Linked DNA regions of Homo sapiens: region 2 is linked to region 1. A link is a loop called in an ENCODE intact Hi-C map of the cell type or tissue named here. Cell type or tissue: ascending aorta. All regions are shown on one strand.

Region 1 (8,000 bases):
TTTGGCCTTCTCAATTGTGAAGTCTGAAGCCGCTTTCCAACCTCTCTCTGCAGATAACTTCAGCTCCCACTGTACTGCAATGACCTTATTATAAACTTCCCCCTTCACTACTCCACCCCAAAACTTCCACCTTCACTACTCTCTTCACCTTCCCTCCAGGCTCAGAGAAAGATGGGTCTTCTCCTTTCCAAGGCTGACCCCTTCCCACCCTCAGTGCCCCCCAACCCAGGACTTGCTCCATAAATGACACCCTATTTCACTTCTTACACTTGCTTCTCCACTCCCTCACTGTCCACTAGCTCTTTTCCTTCTGACTACAAGATGCTCAGTAGCTTTTGATTTCCGATGAAAAAGGAGAAAATAAGCCTCTTGGTCTGTCTTGCTAACCCTCTCCGAGCTTCTCATCCACCTTGCTCATTCCGTCCGCCACCAAACTTCTCAAAAGCAGAGAGGATACCTGCTGCCTCTGCTTTTTCACCTTCCAGTTGCTCCTCCTCCCACTTTGATCTGGGTTCAGCCCCTGCCTAGTCACCAACATCCCTCTCTCAAAGGTCACTGGTGGTTTTGCCACTGCTTCCAAAGACCCCTTCTGATCCCCACCTGCTTTCTGCAGCATCAGACACTGTTAGCAACCTCCTCCACCTCCTCTATTAAATCCTCTTCTCACTTGGCTTCCATGACAACCCTCTCTCCTCACTCCCCTCCTCCTTCACTGACCAATCATCATCTGTCCATCCTACCCACGTTGTTGCCAGATTCATCTCCTGAAGCATAGCTCTGACAGTTCCCAATAAGTGCTTCTCTGTTCAGAAACTTTCCATGGCTCCCCACTGCCTGCAAAAATAAATAAATAAATAATGGAGTTGTAAAATCATGCAACTATATGTAATTCATAATATACAATAATCTGTCACGTTTTCAAACCTTTTTAAGCAGCAGAATCTTCAAAATCCATTAAGAGATATCTTTCTCAAAAGCCCAATTTTCAAGCACATGAAAACACATGCTCTTTAAATGTGGCTCCTGTTGAGCCCAGGAAATTCTAGGGTTTCCAAAACACAACTGGAAAACCAGTGAACAAATTAAACTCCTCAGTCTGCAGATGAGAAAACTGAGGTCCAGAGAGGGGAAGTGATTGGCAGAAAGTGGCACAGGATGTGAGTTAATCAACACATTTTCATTACAAGCCTATCAGGTACCAGGCATGTTCTAGGTGCCAGAGATATAGCAGAGAACAACAGCAACATGATCCCTGCCCTGGAGGAGCTGACAGTCTAATGGGGAGTGAATCAGGCACTATAAACCATCACGAAAGTGGTCCCAAGTATGCAAAGTCTATAGCAGGGGATGATTGGAAATCCCAGTGGCTCCTCCTTGAAGCCTCAGAGCAGGGTGAGATGAGGCTGCAGAAGCAGGCATGGGCCCCTTAGGCCTTGTTGAGGACTTGACACTGGTCTAAGAGTCTGGCAGGCCAAGAAATTGTTCCTGGGCATTGCAACTTGACCATCTGCATTTGAAAATAATCCACTACTAAATGTAATGTTGTATCCTGGATTAAATTGTGGAACAAAAAATAGACATTAGTGGGAAAAAACCTGGGGAAATCTGAATAAATTCTGTAGTTCAGTTAATAGTATTATACTAACACTAATTTCTTAGTTTTGATAGATGTACCATGGTTCTATAAGATGTTAACATTCAGGGAAGATGAATGAAGGGCATATGAAAACTCTGTACCATTTTCACAACTCTATTGCAAATCCAAAATTATTTCAAAATAAAGCTTGTAAAATATATATAAACCATTTTCAGGAAGGGGAAAACTGGATGTGGAGAGACAGATGACAATAATAATGATGACTAATACTTAGACAGTTTTTACTGTACACCAGGCATTGTTCCATGCACTTCACATGTTTGGCTCAAGGCTCATTTAATCCTCACAACTTCAAGAGGTAGGTGCTCTTATTTCTCCCTGTTTTACAGAGAAGGTACCTGAGCACAGAGAAGTTAAGTCACTTGCCCAAGGACACATAGCTATTGGGTGTCAGAGCTGGAGTTTAAGAATTCCAATCCAGGCAGATTAGCTCTCCAGAGTTCCATGTGCTGGACTGTTACATTTTACTCCCCATCTCAGTGCAGACTGGCTATACTGTCAGAAAGTATTGTAAAGACCAGGTAGAAATCATGAGTGCATGGACTAGATTAATAACAGGAGAAATGGAGCAATGTCACTAGACTTTATATATATATATATAAAGAATATATATATATAAAGGATATATATATATAAAGGATATATATATATATCTCAGGGGCATATCAGGGGCATATCAATGTCACTAGACTATATATATATATATAAAGGATATATATATATATATATATCTCAGGGGCAGAATCAACAAAATTGGAACATGGTGGTTCAGGAAGAGGTAAGAAGCAAGAGTGACTCCTGGGCTCACAGCTTAAGAGCAGGAACCAAAGCCTGCTTTCCTGCTGCTTGATCCTGTGTTTCTTCCCTGTCACTAAAGGAAACCTTCTGGTCCTTTTGCCTTCTGTTTGCGCCTACCTGTCCCTTTCTCTTATACATCTCTAAAACGCAAAACAAACTGGAATGCCTACTGTCCTAACACAGGTGGCACCTCTCCCACCTCCACGCACCTCCATGTTCTTGTACAAGCTGTTCCTTCCACTTAGGAGTCTCTCTCCTGCCTCTTTTGGTCCAAATCTGATCTGTCCTTCAGGGTCTCAGTTAAATGTCCCCTCCCCCAGCAACCTTCCCTGCTTGTTTAAAGATGATGAGTGAACAACCATACTATATCACTTACTTGCTTCCATCTTCTCCACCCAACCAATCCCCAGGCAGCCACATCTTCCCTGCTGGCCGCACCCTCTTTGGAAGCTCATTTAAGATCAGAGGATCAAAGAAGCCTGACCTAAAGATGGAGAGAGTGCAGCCGGGTACAGTGGCTCATGCCTGTAATCCCAGCACTTTGGGACACCAAGGAGGGCAGGTCACCTGAGGTCAGGAGTTCCAGACCAGCCTGGCCAACATGGAGAAACCCCGTCTCTACTAAAAATACAAAAATTAGCCGGGCGTGGTGGCACACACCTGTAATTCCAGCTACTCGGGAGGCTGAGACAGGAGAAACACTTGAACCTGGGAGACAGAGGTTGCAGTGAGGTGAGATGGCGCCACTGCACTCCAGCCTGGGCAACAGAGCAAGACTCTGTCTCAATGAAATAAAATAAAATAAAATTAAATTAAATTAAAATAAAATAAAATAAAATAAAATAAATAAAATAAAATAAAATAAAATAAAATAAAGATGGAGAGGATGGGAGGGTAAGAGCAGGGAACAAGAAGACATTGGTACATCTGGGATTGCCCCTTCAAACCATGCCTTCAGCTCCTGCAGTGTGCCTGGCACAGAGCTAAAGGCCATCACAATGAATTCAATTCAACCCTGGCCCTTAAAGCACTCAGCAGCCAGATGGGAGATTCCCAGCTGCCACAAACTAAATCTGATAGCGTGTTCCCCAGTTTAAAACCCTCCTAGCAGCTACCGGGCATGATTCACGAATCTGCAGACCTCTCCTTTCCTCAAGTCTTAGGCTCAGGCTAAACCAGTCAACCCTTTGTGGGCCCCCTACTCACCTGACTATTGCTTACCTTCATTCCTTTGCTCGTGCTGACCCTCTACCTTAAATCCAGTCTCTTTTATGTCTCTGCCCTCCAGCACTTACCTTGGTCTGATAGATGACTCACCGAGACCCTGTGTTCGCTTCCCTGAAGCCTTTACACCAACCCCACCCCGGGCTAAACTGGGCACTTTTTCTGTGACCCACCAAACCCACACAATCCCATATTAAATATTTGTTTACGACATCCGTTTCTATGTCTGTCTTCCCCCACCCTTCAACTAGATTGAGTTCCTTCAGGACAATGATGATGTCTCTGTATCCCCAAGCCAGGCACTGTGTTTTGACACAAAGAAAGCCCAGGTTACATTTGTTAAATGTAAAAGACCATACAGTGAGTGGGTGAGTGTTCATGACAATGCCAGATCTGACTACTTCCGCGAGAAACCGAGACACTCCAGGGCCGGATTCCAGACAGTGGGAATATGGCGCTGTCTTTGCCCCTTCTCCAGTGAGGAACCAGAATTTACGTGTTATCAGAAACAGCCACTTCCCCTCTGCTCCTGCCCGCCTAGAGGGCTGGGCAAAGGGTAGAGGGAGCAGTGTCCGGCCAGGGTCTGGGGAGAATTCGGCTCTCCTTAGTGGGAAACTCTGTCTGTCTTCCTCCCCCAGGGGGAGGGGATGGGGATAGGAGGACCAGAGTAAGGGGAAGAGGGAAGGCCCGGAGGGCGCAGTCGCCTTGGCAGAAATCCTACCACACCCGGATGTAGTGGGTGGTGAACGGGATGGGGCGGAGAGTCCCTGCCCTGCCAGGGACACTGACTGGACGATCCACTTTCGCGGGAATCCCACAAATCTCTCAAAACTAAGGTCCTGGAAACTGGAGGAGAGCTCGTTTTCAGGCTATGTTTGGGCAAGGGCGGGGCGCGGGGTGCTTCAATTTTTGGAAAAGGAACCCCCGAAGGGAGCAGGGATTAGAAAAGAAACTCTACCAGAAACCTCAGTGGGCCCGTCTCACCCACTCATGCCCACCACTGACTTCTCTGGCAGCTCCCCGTCGCCCCGCGCACCGCTGCCTCTCCGTGGAACGTCCAAGTGGTGCAGAGGAGAGGGATCTCCGGAGACTGGGTTCTGTTGCGAGCTATGCCACGTTCCGTCCCGGGCGGAACTCTTCTTTGGGCCTTTGTTTCCTCGTCTGTGAAATGGGGCCAGGGTGGGAGCAGAGGGCTTGCAGAAGCCCTGCCAGCTCCCACGCTGCTAGCCGGGATTCTCCATCCCGCCCTCTCCTCCACCGCCGCCCCCGGCCCGGTCCTAACTCCACCCCCACCCGCCGCGCCTCGGCGCCGCCGGCCGCTAGGGGTCACTGCCTGCCTTTGTCAGCGGAGGAGGAGGGCAGCCCGCGCTCCAGCCGGCTCCCCAGCTGGAAGGCGGCCGAGGGGTAGCTCCCGAGCGAGGGTCCTGAGCCGGACCCCGCAGCCCGCGCTCGCGATCCGCCTCTGCTTCGGTCGGGAAGGCGCGTGCGCTCGGGCTCCGACCGGGCCCCGGCGGGCGCGCATCGAGGCCAGGAGGGGGTTAACGCTAACCCCTCCCCTCTGGCTGACATCACGGGCGAGCGGGTGAGAGGCTGGAGCTCGGCGAGTGAGAGAAAGAGAGCGAGAGCAGCGAGCGCGGCTCCACATTGTTGCGGATCGCCGGCACCCGGCAGAGCGGCGGCGGCTGGGACGCGCGGCGCCTCCGACCCGTTCTCCTCGCGCCCGGCCGCGCAGCCAGAGCCACCCGGGCCGCCGACCGCCGAGCCCCGCGCCCGCCGCCTGGGCCCCGAGCCTTCTGCGCCGCCCGGGTGCGTCCCGCCACCCTCGGAGGACGGCCGGCCATGGACGCCTGCAAGTTGGAGCCGAGCGGGAGGGTGTGAGCGGGCCGGGGCCAGGAGCCCGCGCCGCGCAACCGGGCAGCCGGGCGCGCCGGGGGTGGGTCCCTCTCCCCAGCCCCGCTCTGCGTGGAAGAAGAGGGCGGGGACCGGCGCCGGGAGGAGAGCGGAGGAGGCGAAGGGGCATGACTCGTGCAACTTGCGGCGGGCATCTGCCGAGCCTCTGAGCCGGCGGCGGCCCGGGGCCCGGACTGCGGCCGCGCGGATCCCACCCAGCCCACCCCGCCCCGGCCGACGGCTGCAGCTGACCTGGATCCTTCGAGCGCCCGCCGACCGCCAGCGATCTTCCCTCATCTTCCGGGCTGGTTTCTGCTGCGCGAGGAGCGCTGCCCTCGCCGCCCCTCTCGCCGGACCCCCGGCCCCCGATGGCTCGGATGGGGCTTGCGGGCGCCGCTGGACGCTGGTGGGGACTCGCTCTCGGCTTGACCGCATTCTTCCTCCCAGGTAAGAGCGCTCACCTCTGCTGTCCCCACCCCCATCCAATGCCTCCCCGGGGCTGGGAGCCGGATGGCGGGCACGACTGGATTGTGGGGAGTGAAAGGAGCCAGAAAAGTTGGGTCACGGCTTGGGTAAAGGGGGTGGGAGGTGGCACGGCGGAGAAAGAGGTTGAGAAGCCGAACCGCCTGCCCTGCAGGGAAGCAGTCAGATGCACGTCTCTATGTAGCATGAAAGCACTTTCTCCGCTCAGTTCTTTACAAAAAATAATAATATGTAATAGCGTTCTGTTTATTTAATAACCAGCTCTCTGCTCGGGAAGCAGTTTGGAAACACTGCGTGTTACATAAATGCAAAATAATCACCGTAATCACCGTCTTGGGGTGGGAGACAACAGCCCCAGGGGGAGGGCGTCAGTCTCGGAGCTGCGGGTTTGGAGTATGGCGGGGGGGCTTCGTCTCTTTCGGCGGCCCCTTTGCCAGACGGCTCAGGACGCTCGGGCCCCCTCCCGCCCCACACCGCCCCACAGCGGGCGCGGAGAGTCGGCTGCTGCGGCAGAGGCGGCTCCTCGCTCACCTGCGGTTCCTTTCCTGGAGGGTGAGGCCGGGGCAGCCTCCTCCCGGCCTGGCGCGGGACCGGGCTCCCCCTCGGAACTCTGCTCCCAGCTCTGGGGGCTCTCCCTGGAGGAGACACCGCGGGCTTCCTGCCATCCAAGTAGCTGCATGACCCACTTTCCCGAGGGTGCCCCGCGTGTCCTTCCTCGAGGTGCGGGCTGCCGGCAGCCGAGGGGTTAACCTCGCGCCCGACCCCGGGGTGGCCCTGGTGGCCCATTCTGACGGGTGGGGTGGGGACGGAGGCTGGGACCAGCCCAGGCATATTGTGCTGGGGAATGAACTGGAAAATGCGTTTAGGAGGCAAATCCGACCGAGTCCCCTCGCCTGGATTTAACCCTTTGTGTCCCTGGGGAAGCTGCCGAGCTCGCCGGCTGACTGGACACCAAGCGTGGGTCAAGGGGTGTGGGGAGTTCCTCCAGCTCTCTGGGTAGAAACCAGAGACGACCTGCAGCTCTAGCAAGATGGGATTTTGGGGAGGGGGGCGGATCTTGACTGGAGCACGTGGTCCCCGCCTTGGGGTGGCAGAATAGGGGGTCAGTGTACAGAGACCATCTCCTCGTGGGGCAGGAATATTAGATCCCGAGTTCCTGCAATGTGCTTTGCCGCAGAATGGCCAGGCAGTTTGTTATCGAGGGAACAGTCTGGCTGCCTAGTTCCGGGGCTAGGGTGCACTCCTGGAAGGCAGAAGCCTGGCCTCATTCCCTTCTATGCCTCTTCTGCTGCCAGCCAGCTCACTACGAGGGCCCCGCCAATCTCACTAAGTGGTGGATGTCTGGGAAGCAGTTTGTGAAAGCCAGTACTGGGGTGCCTCCACCCGTGAAGCCTGGGGTGCTGCCCTGCTCGATGTGGGGGGTGGGGAAAATCCAGGGCTCACAGGTGTCACTGCCCACCCTGCCCCCAGAGGGTGGTCTTGGTGAGAGTGAGAGGTCTTCTCACACTGGATGGCCTGGGAAGCCAGCCAGAGATACAGAAGTTCGGGCTCTAGGACTTGCCTGGCCATGGGGATTTGAGCTTCCAGGAACCCTTCAATTACATATGTCCACATCCGGAACCCAGAGAAACGAGAGCTTCCCAGAGCTCTGGTTGGTCCAGCACACTAGGGGTTAACGTAATCCTGGGATGGACAAAGGGTGGTGGGAAGGGTTGGGAGAAGGGGAAGGAACTCACCCTATTCTCCTTCCTTTTGTTATTCTCTTTCCCCAGCTTTGTGATTCCTTCATGGTTAATTCCTTCATTGGGGGCTAGAGGCCTGCTGTGCTCCACCCACTCAGGAAGTGGGAGCAGGGAGGTGAACTCACCTGGCTCAAGGTGGATACAACCCCTGCCAAAAATCTACATGAAAGGGTGGGATGCAGAGAAAGGAACCAGGGTTGAGAGAG
Region 2 (8,000 bases), 350 kb after region 1:
GCCACCACGCCCAGCTAATTTTTTTGTATTTTCAGTAGAGACGGGGTTTCAGTGTGTTAGCCAGGATGGTCTCGATCTCCTGACCTTGTGATCCGCCCACCTCGGCCTCCCAAAGTGCTGGGATTACAGGCGTGAGCCACCGCGCCCGGCCTATCTTTTTTTTTTTTTTTTAAGTGGCAATGTCTCCCTATGTTGCCCAAGCTGGACTCAAACTCCTGAGCTCAAGCCATCCTCCCACCTCAGCCTCCCAGGCAGCTAGGACCACAGGCACATGCTACCATGCCCAGCCTCACTTTTGTAAATATATGAAGAAACAGATATAAATGTTTCATGTCTCACAGCTAGGAGCCAGAGAAATCAGAAGTTATCCCAGTAAATCTACAACCTTCACATATAACAACCACTGTGCTATACGCTGCTCTGAAAGGAGGATAAAGGAACATCAGGGGAAAAGGAGAATGAGAAGGTGACAGCTGTCAGGAGGAAAACCAGAAAAGCAGTGTGTCCACAAAACCTAAAGGAGGACACAGCTGAGGGAGGAAATGGTTGGAGGTATCAGATTTGTAGGTGGTCAAGTGCCTGATTACAACTAAAAAGTGCCCATTGGATTTAGCATCTAGATCAGTAATGATGCCTAACAGAAGAGTCCTGAGGTTGGAGGGAGAGCAGATGTGTTGTGGATGCTGCATAGACTAGGAGGTAGGAAATATAGCATGCACAACTCTGCCAAGAGAATTGTGAAGAGGGGAGAGCTAGAACCTAAGTTAAAGATTTTCATTTTTTAAAGAGGAAGGGTGTGGAGCCTTTTATATGTCAAAGGAAAAGTCAGTAGAAAATGGAAGTTTTAAAGAGATAGGACTCCAAACATGTGCAAGCAATTGTGAGTGGGATGTGATTGGAGACACTTTCAAATCATGATTTCTAACCTCAGCTGGGCCCCTGATGCTACCTGACAACCACACTGCATTTGTGGGAATTCGAGTCCAGTCACTGCCCCACTCTCTCACACAGTAGTTCTCAAAGGGTCATCCCCATACAGGCGACTGCAGCATCACCCGGAACTTGTTAGAAATGCAGATTCCTGGGCCCATCCTAGACCTACTGAATCAGAACGTCTGGGGGAAAGGAGGGCTTTTTTTTTTTTTCTTTTGAGATAGCATCTCACCCTGTAGCTCAGGCTGGAGTGCAGTGGCACAATCACAGCTCACTGCAGCCTTGAGCTCCCAGGCTCAAGCAATCCTCCCATCTCAGCCTCCTGAGTAGCTGGACCACAAGCGCACACCACCACACCTGGCTGATTTTTTTATTTTTTGTAGAGATGGGGTCTCTCTATGTTGCCCAGGCTGTGGGAGGGCTTTAATAGGCTCTCTAGGTGGTTTTGATACACACTAAAGTTTGAGAATCACTGTTCTCAGTGACTTTAGAACTCCACCTCTAGGTTCAAACTTCTAAGCCTTTCCCCTTCATCCTCACAGTCAGCTGACCCTGCTTCCTAATTCACTAAGAGAAAAAAAAAAAAAGGCTACAAAGAGATAATATCCACCAGCTTCCCCCACATCAATCCGCCTTCCCACATCTATGCCCAAATATCGTGCCTTCTCTCTTTTTACTTTTCATGAGCCATCAGTCCTCTAACCAAAGCCAGCCCCTCTGCTTCTGGACTCTGTCCAATCCCTTCTCCCCTCATCAGGGACATTTCTTCAGACATTCTCCTCACTCCCCACTGCATTGTCAATCTTCACTCTCTACTGCCTCTTCCCCATCAGCATATAACATATAACTATTTTTTCCCACTTAAAAAGTTTTCTTGACCTCGCTTCTCCTTTTAGCTCCCATCCAATTTCTCTCCTTCCTTTACAAGAAAACTCCTCCAAAGAGTTGTCTATACTGCTGCCATCCCTCTCCTCCCATTCTTTCTTAAACTCATCCGCAATCAGACTTTTACCCCCACCACTCCACCAAAACTGTTCTCGTCAAAATCACCAATGACCTTCAATCAATTATCTTTGCTCTATATACTTTCCAGTAGGGGGGCAAGGGAGGGACAAAACATAAAACAAAAAAAAAATCAATCAATCAATTCTCAAACTCATCTTACATAATTTATGGGCCACATTTGACACAATTGACCTTTCCCTCCTCCTTGGTAAGTTTCCTTCTCTTGGCCTTTAGCATACCACCATCTCCTGGGATTTTTTCCTCTCTACACTGGTCCTATGCCTCCATCTCTCTGACAGTTCCAACTGATCTCAAGCTCATATTGGAGAGCTCCAGAATTAAGTCCTTGCACATCTTTTCTATCTACACTTGCTCCCTTGGTAATTCTTCTCATCTCCTGGCTTTAAATAACTTCCATATGCTGATGACTCTCAATCTTTTATCGCCAGCCCAGACCACACCAAACTTGCATATGCAGCTGCTTTCTTGACATCTCCATTTTGATGCCTAGTAGACATATGTTTTTTGTTTTTTGTTTTGAAACTGTGTCTTGCTCTGTCGCCCAGGCTGGAGTACAGTGGCACCATCTCGGCTCACCGAAACCTCTGCCTCCCAGGTTCAAGCGATTATCCTACCATAGCCTTCCCCTCCTCAGTTAAAGTTCAGGTGAAAAATTCCTCCCTCCTCCCCACACTGCCTAATTCATCAGAAAATCCTGTTAGTCCACATTCAAAATACTTCCAAAATCCACCACTTTGCATCACCTGTCCTGCTACCACACTAACCAGACGCTCACAATGACCTCCTAAATGGTCTCCCGCTTCTGCTCTCTTCAGAGCTGTTCTCTACACAGTAGCAAAAGGTATTTTGTTAAAACAAAAATCAGATCCGTGTCCCTCCTCTGCTCAAAACAAACTTGTCCAACCCACAGTATGCAGGCCACATGTGGCCCAGGATGGCTTTGAATGTGGCCCCACACAAATTCGTAAACTTTCTTAAAACATTATGAGTTTTTTTTAAAGCTCATCAGCTATCTTTAGTGTTAGTGTATTTTATGTGTGGCCCAAAACAATAATTCTTCTTCTACCATAACCCAGGGAAGCCAAAAGATTGGACAACCCTGTTTCAAAACCTTCCAGTAGCTTCATAAAAGCCAAAGTCCTCAGAATGGCCTTGGGGACCTACAGGCTGGGTCCTTCTCTGACCTCTCTGATCGCGTCTCCCACTCTTTCCCTATCTTTCTCTCTCTTCACTCCAGCCACATTGACTTTGTTCTTCCTCGAAAGTGGCAGGTCGCTCCCACCTCAGGACCTTTACTTTTACTCTTCTCTCTGCCTAGAACATTCTTTCCCCACATTTATGTGTAGTTCACGCCTAGCCTCCCTCAGGTCACTTGAATGTTACCTTCTCCGAACGCACCTCCTCCTTGCTTGATGTGCCCCATAGCTCTTAGCATCATCTAACATATTACATATTCTACTTATTTAGTCCTGCTTCTACTAGAATGTAAGCTCCCTGAGGGCAGGGATTGTGCCTGTTTTGTTCCCTGCTATATCCCCAGTTTCTAGAAGAGTGACTGGCATGTCCAATATCCATCTGTAAAATGAAGTGATGGAATGAGGGCCCTAAGGAAATATAACATGGTGAAACCCCATCTCTACTAAATACAAAAAATTAGCTGGGGCCGGGTGCAGTGGCTCACACCTGTAATCCCAGCACTTTGGGGGTCTGAGGCTGGTGGATCACCTGAGGTCAGGAGTTCAAGACCAGCCTGACCAACACGGTGAAACCCTGTCTCTACTAAAAATTCAAAAATTAGCCAGGCGTGGTGGTGGGCTCCTGTAATCCCAGCTACTCGGGGGAGGCTGAGGCACAAGAATCACTTGAACCCGGGAGGAGGAGGTTGCAGTGAGCCGAGATTATGCCATTGCACTCCAGCCTGGACAACAGAGCAAGACTCTATAAAAAAAAAATCGGCCTGGCGTGGTGGCGCACGCCTGTAATCCCAGCTACTTGGGAGGCTGAGGCAGAATTGCTTGAACCTGGAGGTTGCAGTGAGCTGAGATCGCGCCATTGCACTCCAGCCTTGGCAACAAGAGCGACGACACTCCGTCTCAAAAAAACAAAAAACAAAAACAAAAACAAAACAAGAGTTGAAATCAAGAAGGGAATCGTGCCTTGGACAAGAACAGGGGTGCCTCTTTCACTGCTCCTGATAAGAATGGATTCAGACATGTTTGTAGGTAGAAATTTAAGAATTCCCCTCTTGATTGCGTCTGATTTCTCTGGGAAATAGAAGAGAAGGAAGGACTTGAGGAGAGTAGCGATGGAGAGAGAGATCTATGGTGAAGATGGGAGGAGTTAACGGCAGCTGCAAGGGTTGATGGAGCAGCTGAAGTTGAAAACCTGGATTCGCCTTGGTACCCAGCTACCTGGTTGTGCGATTTTCCTCATCAACATCGGGGGAGTCGGGAGAAGGTTACATAAAAGGAATGGGAGCAGCAAAAATTCAAGTTTTGTCTCGGCTTTTTCTTGAAAAGACCAAAGAGAATTCTTTCATTGACTCAGTGCCTCCGTTTACCCACTCAGGCATTCATCACTAATCACTGGTCCCATGAAAGTAAAATGAGCGGAGAGTGTCTTTGACAGCAGAGAAAAAGAGAAGAGGCTGAGGAACAGGACCTCCCCCAGCCCAGTGAGAAGGGGAGTGGGGGACGTTTAGCCTTCCCTAAAAACTGAAAGTTGATACGCCCCAGGGCTCAAGTTCCGAGCCTTCTCCCATGACGCCTCTTCTTTCCCAATACCTTCCAGCTGCCCCGTCGTGTGACATTCCAGTCCACCTCTGTTCCTGCTCCACCCGCTCCAAACTCGCGTGCTTTTCCTCCACGTGGTTCTCTGTGTATATCGGTTGCCTGGGTGGCCCCAGCCGGAGGCCGGGCTCTAATGACGCCACAGTAGGAACAAGCCAATAGCCGTGACGCGACTCAGTGACGCGAGACGCGGGGTGTGGCTCTGCCGGCCCAGGCGCGATGAGGCGGCTGCCCGCTGGGTGGCGCCGATTTCCCGGGGAGGTCCCTTCTGGGCCCCCGGCGGAGGTGGGAGAGAGTCAGGCAGGAGCCGAGGCCGGGGAGCCCTCTTCGTCAGCTGGTGCTCACTGCGCCGCGCCAGCGCCAGCCGGGACTCACCCGCAGCTCCATGCTTGTGCCCGGTTCGACTCGTCCATACTCCAAGAAGAGGCAGGTACGTGCCACCTGTCGGGGATCCGGGAGGGGGGATTCGGGGATCAGTGCCGGTTTGGAGCTCAGAAAGTAAGGTGTCCACGACATTCTGGGCAGAGTGGACACTAGAAATATAGGGAGAGAGCCGGCTGTGCAGGGACGCTCCAGCTGTGTCTGCCAGTTGTGTGAGGGCTGCCTGCTGACAGCCCAGGGTGCCAGGAAGAGCCAACTGTGTGCTGATCAGTGTATTCTAAGGAAATGCTGCTTTGGCGGGTCCTCCTCGCTGTGCCCCGTGTATATCGGTGGTATGTGGCCTGAGCGACACTGACAAACCCCCTCCCCACGTGTGCGTGCAGCTCACTCGCTGCTCTTAAAGCTCCCCGGTCAGTTTGCTAAAGGGGGTTAGGGGCGGGGGTTGGGCAACAATTAAGCGGAAGGGGAGATTTTCCACCAATCCCAAACCAGAAAGAGGCAGCTTTGAAATTCTCACCAGTCCCAAACCAGAAGCAGGCACGCGGTGCTCCGGAGAGAGCAACTTCTCAACAGTCAAGGGAAGCCCTAGCCAACCCATTCTAGCCCTTCCCTGAAGAGTGAACATCCTACCTCCTGACCTGGCTGCCTTTAGAATGGGACTGAGCTGGAGGTAGTGGTAGGGGCTGCTCACCTCCCCTGGAATGGGCATGAGAACATCCCCCAGATGGACCCCCGTAAAGCAGAGGAAAGGAGAGCTGATTGGGCTAAGGTCGAGGCAGGCCCCCTCCTTTGATGCTGTAGATGCATGTCAGACTGGAGTCAGAATGAGGACTGGAATGAGGGCGTCCTCTGAAGTGCATCATTAGGACCTGGGCTGAGTCAGTAGCCTGTGCTAAGACAGGGTGGAGGCACCAGGCTGGGTACTCCCAGTCCTCGGGGAGAGCCATCGAGAAACGTCCTGGGAGCAGACAAGTGCACCAAGGCCAGAGAGGCTAAGAACCCCGTTCCTTCCTCTTGTGACCCTGCCCAGCCCGGCTCTGTGGCCCTGGAATCCTGAGCCCTCCCACAGGTAGAGTGGAACCACCCCAGAGGGGCCAAGCATTCTCCTGGTGGCCTGGGGGAAGCTGCACTTGCCGTATTTTTCTAGGCAAAGGGGGAAGGAGCCCAGATGGGCTTGGCCTTTCTCTGCTTGGTGGACTGGACGTCTAGGAAGATGGCAAGCCTTGTTTGCCCTTCCCAGTTATGGGACATGGTCAGTTCAGAAAACCAAGGGACTGTTCTCTGGCATTAGAAAGGCACACTTCCGGCCGGGAGCAGTGGCTCAAAGTGCAGTAATCCCAGCACTTTGGGAGGCCAAGGCGGGCGGATCACAAGGTCAGGAAATCGAGACCATCCTGGCTAACACGGTGAAACCCCATCTCTACTAAAATTACAAAAAAATTAGCCGGGCGTGCTGGCGGGAGCCTGTAGTCCCAGCTACTCGGGAGGCTGAGGCAGGAGAATGGCGTGAACCCAGGATGCGGAGCTTGCAGTGAGCCAAGATCGCGCCACTGCACTGCAGCCTGGGCGACGGAGACTCCGTCTCAAAAAAAAAAAAAAAAAAAGAGAAAGGAACACTTCCCCAGGAGTAACCCTCCTTTTCTCCCTAGGAAGGTTCACCTGGTAAGGCGCTATTATTAATAATACCACTAATTATAATAAGAAGTGGAAGTATTCAATATAATCATCAATGTTTATTGAACTCTATGGGCCATGAAATTTACAAATATTATTTTATTTAATCCTCACAACTGAGATAGACCACTATTATTACTATTAGTCCCGTTTTGCAGATTAAATAGCTAAGGTTCAGAGAACTTAAGTGACTTATCCACTATTTCAGAGCCAATAAGGGAAAGAACTAGCCTCCAATCCCAGGCCTAGAAGTCCATTAGAAAAGAATATTGGACTGAAACCTGAGTACTAGTCCCCTTTCTGCTTCTCGCTATCTGCACATGCCCTTGAGCAAGCTGCTTTCTTTCTCTAGGTCTACTCTATCTCAAAATTAAGAGTGGGGCTAACTGTATGGCTTCTTCCTGTTCTCTAATTCTGTGACTGACTGCTCTGGAAAATCCACTTTCTCCATATTTTTGTCTCAAGTTCCACCCCCACCCCTCTGTGCTCTTTTCAATGCTCTTTCCTCTTGAATCTCCCGATTGTTCCCCTTCAAAATGCCCCCCTTCCAAGAGTCCTCACAGACCTCCTTGGCTGGCACTGGCCCGAAAGGGCAGCCCCTCAAGGTGAGCACGCCACTGCCCCTTTAATTCTCCTGGGGCTTGGAATGCAAGTGAGTTGCACTCGCCATCTCTGCGAGTCTGCGAGGTCAGATAAGATACTATATATATCGGAGTCAGTAACCTGAGCTCCGGATTACCCAGCCCAGAGTCAGGCTCCAGCTTCTGGGCTTTCCACTGCATTCCCTGCCCTGCTGGGGAAGGAGAAGCCCCCAGCTCCCATCCAGTGCCCCTGGACACAGGTCAGTAGCTGCCCCTTTGGTATCTGAGCTTCTCTGGGACTCTACCTAGAGGAAAGACATCAGTGAATCTGGGAGAGCATGTGAGAGGCCACCCCATTGGGCCCGGTGGGTGTCAGGGGCAAGACCAAAGGCTCCTCCGGAGGCTGAGAACAGAGGAAAGATGACGCCCTAGAGGAGAAGGAAGGAGACCGGGGCTCTCCCCTTGGGAGGGGGCACCAGGAGAGTACCTGGGCAGAGGTGCTTGGAAAAGAGAATTTAAGGATCCCAATACTACCTGGAGGCCCATTTCTTTGCCTTGTCTTGGAAGTGTATAGATGCCCACCCACTCACAACCCCAAATCAAGGAGCACCCTATA

Evidence for each region. Peaks named below come from ENCODE experiments on the same cell type or tissue, not always from the same donor. Only the 100,000 strongest peaks of a DNase experiment are listed, where the experiment ranks them.
Region 2: a loop joins it to region 1, with 3 times the contacts of the local background. A loop is called at or near these places in 7 of 110 quality-filtered maps.

The regions. Positions count from the first base shown.
Region 1 is chr11:119,726,491-119,734,490 of GRCh38, reverse strand. It overlaps NECTIN1 (nectin cell adhesion molecule 1), which reads left to right and starts at 5,291. Exons shown (of 6, transcript NM_002855.5): 1 at 5,291-6,016. The coding sequence starts at 5,938. It overlaps NECTIN1-DT (NECTIN1 divergent transcript), which reads right to left and starts at 4,908. Exons shown (of 4, transcript NR_120587.1): 1 at 4,685-4,908; 2 at 741-834. RefSeq lists enhancers at 4,245-5,105, 5,106-5,967, 6,767-7,709 and silencers at 4,906-5,315, 5,376-5,695. In ascending aorta, CTCF peaks have their summits at 4,999 (motif pointing right) and 6,563; DNase peaks (open chromatin) are centred at 4,400, 4,990, 5,240, 5,600 and 2 weaker places; H3K4me3 peaks cover 3,767 bases; H3K27ac peaks cover 2,435 bases.
Region 2 is chr11:119,378,651-119,386,650 of GRCh38, reverse strand. USP2 (ubiquitin specific peptidase 2) reads left to right here and starts at 4,961. Exons shown (of 13, transcript NM_004205.5): 1 at 4,961-5,178. It overlaps USP2-AS1 (USP2 antisense RNA 1), which reads right to left and starts at 4,873. Exons shown (of 4, transcript NR_034160.1): 1 at 4,743-4,873. RefSeq lists an enhancer at 4,894-5,883. In ascending aorta, a CTCF peak has its summit at 4,987 (motif pointing right); DNase peaks (open chromatin) are centred at 4,920 and 5,931; H3K4me3 peaks cover 1,615 bases; H3K27ac peaks cover 476 bases.